Regions from separate parts of the Homo sapiens genome. Here region 1 is linked to region 2. The links are chromatin contacts, found by Hi-C or POLR2A ChIA-PET in ENCODE. All regions are on one chromosome and are shown on one strand. Each heading gives the region's core, a stretch centred on a gene start or an enhancer-like site at or near the end of the contact. The rest is flanking DNA. Distances are from core to core; before and after follow the strand shown.

The links. Hi-C counts contacts between places; a loop is a spot of excess contacts on that map. ChIA-PET counts read pairs that join two places held with the same protein, here RNA polymerase II (POLR2A). Pooled maps may share reads with other maps.
Region 1: a loop to region 2 is called in a map with no recorded cell type, with 6 times the contacts of the local background. The contact joins two enhancer-like sites. A Hi-C loop is called at or near these places in 1 of 37 single-sample maps with no recorded cell type and 2 of 50 pooled maps. POLR2A ChIA-PET finds 5 or more read pairs at or near these places in 2 of 52 experiments (Panc1 and activated CD4-positive, alpha-beta T cell).

What each region holds. Positions count from the first base shown.
Region 1 is chr11:110,856,900-110,861,434 of GRCh38, forward strand. No RefSeq gene overlaps it. Among named protein-coding and RNA genes, the nearest start is that of ARHGAP20, 150 kb to the left of the region's middle. Within about 2 kb of position 1,697, at least 5 of the 41 ENCODE cell types and tissues checked have a DNase peak (open chromatin) inside an H3K27ac peak, as active enhancers do.
Region 2 is chr11:110,434,048-110,438,008 of GRCh38, forward strand. FDX1 (ferredoxin 1) reads left to right here. Exons shown (of 4, transcript NM_004109.5): 2 at 1,787-1,911. Among named protein-coding and RNA genes, the nearest start is that of FDX1, 6.1 kb to the left of the region's middle. Within about 2 kb of position 1,389, at least 3 of the 41 ENCODE cell types and tissues checked have a DNase peak (open chromatin) inside an H3K27ac peak, as active enhancers do.

The sequences.
Region 1 (4,535 bases), core at 447-2,946, 420 kb after region 2:
TGAAACAAGTAACAAAATAAGGCATGGATTAATATAAGCTTAGCTGGTTTATTCAGATCCTCAGAGAGTCAAACACCATATTTCCATCTGAAAACTTCTACTTAGTGCAGCAGAACTCTCTGCTTGAGCACACATTTTCATGAGACCCCACATGGTGACAAAGCCAAATGAATTGGTCAATTCCTTTAGAAAGTATTTGGTATCATGTACATATGGTCTACATCTAAAATGATGTCACTCTTGGGTAAATGGCCCCATGAATGTGAATTAGTAATTCCCAAGATTGTGAATAATAACTTTTTTATGAAAGACTATTGTCCACTAAATACCTAGCACTTAAAACTAAAAAACTTGTTTACAATCAATCTAAATATTTGAAGATATCTTAAGTTCTAACCGGAATGCTCACTTTCCTTCCAAATGCCTAGCACTGTACAGATGTAGCCAAGAATTTTGAATCATTGACTAATTCCTTCCTTTCATTTCTTTAACTTCTCCAGTTTATATTGTACTAATCTGGGTGCTTTATATTATGTAGACAATCTTATTGTTAGTTGGCTCCATGCCAAAGACATTTAGTTATAAATGTTAATTATCTTTTTTGGTAGATGAGTAAAATGGAAACTAGGTAAAACCAAGAAAGAATAGCCATCCGTGCTCCTCCTGAAAGAATTTTGAAGTTAAAATCCACTAAAGCATGCAAAGTTCTGTTTTTACTCCTTGATCTTTTCACTCTTAGCCACATACATCTAAAGTTATATTTCTCAAGGGACCCTAAAACAAGATTCAAAAGTGAAAATGTGGAACCATGGTTTGGAGTATGCAGCATAGAAAAATCACCTGAAACTAAACTAAAATGAGCAATTTAAAAACATAAAGGGGCGAAATGACCTGACAAAGAAAGATATCAAATAATTCTGAGCCAGAGTCCCAGGTAAAAATGTCGAAAACTTGCAGCTAAGAATAAAATTAGGAATTAGAGAAAATGTTGCTCTATTGGGCTGGATTTCCTCCAGGTCAACAATCACTGAGTCATTAAGAAAACTGAGAGTCCAAGAGTTCCTGATTCCCTGTGACAGGCCTCCATTCCCCAGATGAAGTTAGTGTGCTGGCTTAGCCACCTCTGCAGGGTGTGGACACCAGCATGAAGAGCAGAAGTCAAGTCTCGCTTTATCTGGCTGTGTTCCTGGTCAGTTTGCATTCTCAACCTCAGAGTGAGGGGGTATGATTTAAATGTGAATGTTTCTTAAAGTTCAGTTAATCCAGAGTGCTTGCAAAAGACCAAATGCTGCAGACCAATGATGGTTTTTTTTATACCAAGAACAAAATTAAATGTTGTCTATCAGCTGGACTAGGGAAAACATGATCCAAGCCACATAATATGCTAGTAGCATAACTACATGCTATGATAATCACCATGATCATCTCACCATCAGGGTTGTAATGATTCCAGAGTAATGATGAGGTTGGATCGTGCTAGCCATACCCTTTCAGCTGACCAGGCTGATCATCCTTGTGATTAAGGACATTGTTGAGTTTGCTTTCATCAGATAGACCCACATTTGCCCTCTCTTTGGAGACAGCGGCATCTGTGAGTACAATTTTTCTTTTATATGGGAGTTCTGCTGACTTTTCGATGAGCAACTTGCCGAAGTCTGCTGTCATAGAATCCCAGAGCCAGCAAGGTCCCTGGGGAGTCATGGAGGCTGCATGTCCATGCTGCACACAAACAGGGTCAGGACGGTCACATCTGGCCATTGTAGCTCATTTATACAGCTGGGATCCAGAAACATCAGTTTCGCTGTGCATGCTGTGCTAACACCCCACAGAGCCCTGGCCTCAAGGAGATGTGAAGAGCTCCATCCACAGCACTGGGTCCTACACACCCAGGTTACTCATGGGTAACCCGGTGGCACGGCATGTTATGATTTGAGAAGAACCAGAATTTGTGTTCTCAGAATTTCCCCATCTGCTGGCACCATGCCTGAATTTCCAACTATTAGATTCACTCCTGTGGGTTAAGAGGATGATTTCTGCTTTTTTTTTTCTCCTTTAGCACAAAAAACCCATTTAACATCAAACCACTTTACAAATCTTCCACATGATAGTTATAATTTTAGTTTCTGATGACTCAAAAAGAAGTAAACAACTACTAAAAATTTTTGTTGTGCTTTTATATGGATTTATATCTAATAAATTATAATAACATCTTCATATGTTAGAAAAATAGTCACCCATGTATTTATGAGCTATATTATTTACTAAGTCTAGAAACAGTGCTTGGTAAACACATGGCTTCATGGATCTCTAGTTCTGCATTCTTTCTCCCCACTCTCCCACCACACGCACCCCATGCTTTATCACCAAGATTTATGATCCACCGATTGGGGCCACTAAGTTAAGCAGCATTTTATAAGCTTGTGTTCTCTGGGACACTGTTCCACAGGGTACAAAATAAGTGTTCAAAAAAAAGTTTGGAAACAGCTGGGTTATTCAAAGTCAAATAGTTCTCTTTCTTGCAGGACTTCTCAGAGCCTCTAATTGCTGACACGCATTTTACATCACTAAGAAGTTATGGATTTCAGCATTCACTAAACCTCTTGAACCATGGAGGCCTTTCCTAGGCATACCTATTGACATATCTGGCGACAACATGCCAAAGAGCAATGCTTTAGGAAACACTGTCTCCAGAAGATTTCTGTTGAATATAAACATACAACCTGGGTATTTATGGCCTCCAATAAAAGAAGTTGTTGAATTGCCAAGAGGAAGGTCTTAAACGAATAGCTTCTTGGGTGTCTCTCCTCTAAGGAGCCTGACACACATAAACAGTACAGCTTATTGTCTCAAGTGACATTTATGGTGATAATTATTATCTCATTAATTGTTCCCCCTCCCTCATTAAAGACAAAACAAAACAAAACCCAGAGGCTAAGAGAGTAAACGGCTTAGAGTCAGTTAGAAAATCAGGCCACACAATGAATGGAAGCATTTTGGTACCACTAAGATAAATGTTCTCTAGATGTTATATAAGAAGACAGCTGTAAATGACGAGTTAATGGGTGCAGCACACCAACATGGCACATGTATACATATGTAACAAACCTGCACGTTGTGCACATGTACCCTAGAACTTAAAGCATAATAATAAAAATAAATAAATAAATAAAAAGAAGACAGCATGTAAAATTCCTGTCTAGACTGGATTCAGGTTTTGCTTGTTTGTTCTGTACCTCATTCAAGGTACATTGCAGTGACAGAGTGGAGACGCCTTTGCCGGCCTTTGCTCCTTTATAGCAAATGCGTCATGGGCAGATGTGGGCTGGCTAGAGACTGCCTTCTGATGACTTCACCAAGTGTCTCCAAGCCTGAACTCCCTCCGATTGTCCACATTCTTTCACCTCAGACATATGCTCAGTTCCCAATTTCACTTGTTAGAGCTTCACCCTCTTTACACTCGAGATTTGGATTCCTGTTGAAATTCTGACCTCCTTGGAGCAGATAGAAATTTAAATTCATATTCTTTAACAATCTTAGCATGACACCAAAAACAGGACATTAGAGGAATATGTAGCAAAGCAAGGAGCATTCGGGTACTGGAGCCACCTAATAGGGTGTCTGTCTCTTCATAGAGACCCAAGGAACCTTCAGGGGGTCTTGTTTTGTCCAAGTTGAGTGGCAAGCTTAAACAGCCAAGTCAGTGAAGGTAAAACAAAGGGCAGACCATCTGTGCTTGCAGACACAGCTAAACTAATGTGAGGGAGAAAATACGGGCAATTACTTAGACATTTTGGAGCCTCAAGCAATTCTTCCTCAATCAAGTGAATATATCAGGTTGTAGAGATTTTTGGACTTGAGGTTACTAGGAGAATTGCTTCAATTTGTCATTCTTTGTTCATGTGTAGACGGTGCTAATGATAACATGTTTGCCACTCACTTATCTCAGTGGAGACATAATTTTGTTTTATAGACTTTTCACACGACATCATGTTGATCAGTTAATAATTTATCAAGAACCTCTAGCCAAATATTAAAACAAATGTGCACCATAACATATCACTATATCTTTTCTTTGAACCATTCAGAGACACAGGCAGCAAGTCAAATTGCAAAACATCTGTGCTTCTTCATGGTCTTAATATAATGTGATTTTAACTTTCCATGCAATTAGAATGAAAACCATTCCAATTCAAAGGCATGAACCAATATGGTGCACCTATTAAGGTTTTAAAACATTCATTCTGTCAAATAGGGAAAAAAATTGGTTCCCTTTGAGATTTTCTCCATTAAACTAGTTTCCTAATTACTACATGCTATTTAAATAGCTTTGACTGCACTTTTTATCTCAAATGATACAGTTTAATTAGCCTGTAAAAACTTGTATGCCTCTAGTGAGAAAAAAATCTCACAACAAATCTAATCTATATCAGAGGACATAGATATTTATTAAAATATTTTTGGTAGCTACCATCATTCTTCTTTTCCCTCCTTATCACCCCAAACTCAATTCCATTCTGTTCTCTAAATACAAAGTA
Region 2 (3,961 bases), core at 139-2,638:
ATAAGGATCTAGTTTTTAGTATAATGGCTTCTCAAATTTTGGAGGGATGTTTGTGAGAAGTGAAGGAAATTTAAGTCAGCTAGCTGATAGTTAACATACTATCTTAAAAAAACATGTAAGGAGGTATTTATCTTACAGATTCAAACAAATAAACTTTTTCTAGTCCCTTTGATTTGTAAGTATACAATGTGGACTGAAATGAGATGTCAAATACGCAGAAAACTACTAAACAACATCTCTCAGCAGTAGTATTCTATGTAGCACTGGAAAAGCAATCGCCCTATTGATTTTTTTTTTTTTTTTTTTGGAGACAGAGTTTCACTCTGCCACCCGGGCTGGAGTGCAGTGGTTTGATCTCGGCTCACTGCAACCTCTGCCTTCCGGGTTCAAGCGATTCTCCTGCCTCAGCCTCCCGAGTAGCTGGGATTACAGGCATGTACCACCATGCCTAATTTTTGTATTTTTAGTAGAGACGGGGTTTCGCCATGTTGGCCAGGCTGGTCTTGAACTTCTGACCTCAGGTAATCCGCCCGCCTTGGCCTCCCAAAGTGTTGGAATTACAGGCGTGAGTCACCATGCTCGGCCATGATTTGCTTTTTAGAAGCTCACTACAACCCTGGTCTAGTCTTTTATGGACACATTCATGTTTTTCAGAGAGCTGTGTGATGACTTTTTTTGTTTTTTTTTTTTTTTTTTTTTTTGAGACAGGGCCTTGAGCTGTTGCCCAGGTTAGAGTGCAATGGTGTAATCACGGCTCACTGCAGCCCTGAACTTCTGGGATCGGGTGATCCACCTCAGCCCCATGAGTAGCTGGTACTATGGGCAAATACCACCATGCCTTTTATTTTTCATACACCTACAACCATCTCATTTTTATTTTTATTTTTTGTAGCAATAGGGTCTCTCTGTGTTGCTCAGGCTGGTCTCAAACTCCTGGGCTCAAGCAGTCCCCTGCCTCGGCCTCCCAAAGTGCTAGGAGTACAGGTATGAGCCACCACACTTGGCCTTTTCTTTTTTAAATGACAGGGTCTTGCTGTGTTGCCCAGGCTGGAGTGCAGTGGTGCAATCATATCCCATTGCAGCCTCTTCCTCCTCCTGGGCTCAAGGGATCCTCCCGTTTCAGCCTCCCAATTAGCTGGGACTACAGATCACATCACCACACCTGGCTAATTATTTTATTTTTTGTAAAGATGGGATCTTGCCATGTTGCCCAGGCTGGTCTCAAACTTCTGGCGTCAAACAATCTTCCCACTTCAGCTTCTCGAAGTACTGGGGTTACAGGTGCAAGCTACTGCACTGGCTTGTATGAGAGTAAAATAGAGTTCATGAGTGATAATAATTGCCAAATGTTTTATAACTGTGACTATTAGGGAGACATATACTGAGGCCACCAGGTGGCGTTGACCAGGTAGTCATTGCCATTTCCTGTAAGGTAGTAGAGCTTATTACCTGGTAGGTGGGTAGATATATATGCCTTTGATTTCCAAATAAGCTTTGGAAAGAAAAGAAAATACCTTCGGCTAGGCATGGTGGCTCAGGCCTGTAATCTCAGAGTTTTAGGAGGCCAAGTTGAGAAGATGGCTTGAGGCCAGGAATTTGAGACCAGCTTGAGCAACATGGTGGCACCCCGTCACTACAAAAAATAAAAATAAAAAAAATTAGCCAGGCGTGGTGCTGGGCACCTGTATTCCCATCTACTCTGGAGGCCTTATAGGCTTTTAAACCAATTATTTTAAATTATGTTTTGAAATTACTAAAAATACTAAAGGACTGTTTTTTTTTCCAGCTCAGAAGATAAAATAACAGTCCACTTTATAAACCGTGATGGTGAAACATTAACAACCAAAGGAAAAGTTGGTGATTCTCTGCTAGATGTTGTGGTTGAAAATAATCTAGATATTGATGGCTTTGGTGAGTATGAAACATTTCTTAAAATGCATAAGTGAAACTGTTAGGTTTCAAATTTTTATTTTGTGGTTTTTTTTTTTGAAGAAGTTTAACCTATAGCATGCTATGTAAAATATTAACATTCAGGATGTGTTAGTGTTATATTCTTGTTTATAAAGAATAATAGAGTGACACCATTGTTCTGTTCTTTGTACATTTAAATAAGTCATGGCCAGAAATCTGCTGTGGCCTCATTACCTTACTGTTTATATGTGTGATACAAAGCCGACGGTAGGGAGTAGAGTTAAAAGATACCAGGTTAGAGAGAATAAATGTCATAGCACAGAGGGGTACTTAAATATCTTGAATGTCAGCTCACCTTCCTAGGAAAGGTAACTTATCCTAGAAAGTGATTTATTTAGAAAGTTTTCATTTTTAGACTTCTGACCATATGCCTTAACTACACGTGCAAAGCCTGTGTTCCTGCAACTGCCCTTTTACACTTCCTCAGGCGTACCCTGTATATGACCTGTCAGTTTTGTTCAAGCAATGCATGTTTAGATTAGCAGTTCTCAGAGGGTTTCCTTGACCGTTAGCATTAGTGTCACCTGGGAAATGCAGATTCTCAGACACTCCTCCCCCACCCACCGCCCCCACCCCCGCCCCAGACTTACTGAGTCACAAAGTCTGGGGTAGGTCCAGCATTGCATGTTGTAACAGCTGTCTGTGTGATTTTGATGCATGTTCAAGTTTGAGAACCACTGGTCTGGAATAAGGTTCAAGGAGCGTATCTGACTCTGCTTCTTTCAAGGCACTGTTCACATTATCCTTTAAAGAACCATTTCTAGATCAGAATTAATTTATCTCTCTTCTGTTTTCCCATGATATATTAAATCTACCTCTCTTTGTTAATGCTTATAACAGTTTTCCTTTTTAGAGAGAATGGCTATCTTTCTTATTAGATTATTAGTTTTTGAAAGACTGTACTCCATGAGGTTACCTGAGTCACCTCATGGAGTAGGCTTTGTCCAGAGTTGGCACTCAATAATATTTGCTGAATATCTTTTTAAAAATTTTTTGAGACAGGATCTTGCTCTGTCACCCAGGCTGAAGTGCGGTCGTGCAATCACAGTTCACTGCAGCCTCGACCTCCTGGACTCAAGTGATCCTCCTGACTCCGCCTCCTGAGTAGCTGGGACTGCAGGTGCACCATCACACCTGGCTGAATTTTGTATTTTTTGTAGAGACAGTGTTTTGCCACATTGCCCAGCCTGGTCTTGAACTCCTGGGCTCAAGAGATCTTCCTGCCTTGGCCTCCCAAAGTGCTGGCATTACAGGCGTGAGCCACCATGCCCAGCCTTGAATACTGAATCTAAGTATTTTTTGCTAGTTTTAAAATAATTATAACAACTAGAATTTGAGTGTATACTATATTCTAGCATATGTTAAATGAAGTAGATTTTTTTTTTAACTCTCCATTTGATAGTTGAAGAAACTTGAGTCTCATGGAAATTAAGTTTCCCTGGTTATACATGCAGCAAGTGAGAGGGCTAAGACTCAAACCTGTCTTGAAGTCAAGATGGTATATCTCATTGTGGTTTTGATTTGTATTTCTCTGGTGATTAGTGATGTTGAACATTTTTCCGTATGTTTGTTGGCCGCTTTTATGTCTGTGTCTTCTTTTGAGAGGTGTCTGTTCATGTCTTTTTATTTTCCAACTTTTATTTAGATTCAGGGAGTACATGTGCAGGTTTGTTAAATGGATGTATCATGTGATGCTGAAGTCTGGAGTATGAGTGATCCTGTCACCTAGGCAGTAGGCTTAGAAACCAATAGGTAGTTTTCCTCCTTGCCCCTCTCCCTTCCCCCTCTGGTAGTGCCCAGTATCTACTGTTCCCAACTTTATGTCCATGGGACCCAGTATTTAGCTTGCACTTATAAGTGAGAACACTTTGCTTTTCTGGTTCTGTGTTAATTTACTCGGGATAATGGCCTTGAGCTGTATCCATGTTGCTGGAAAGGACATAGTTTTATTCTTTTTATGGCTGCATATTCCGTGGTATATGTGTATTAC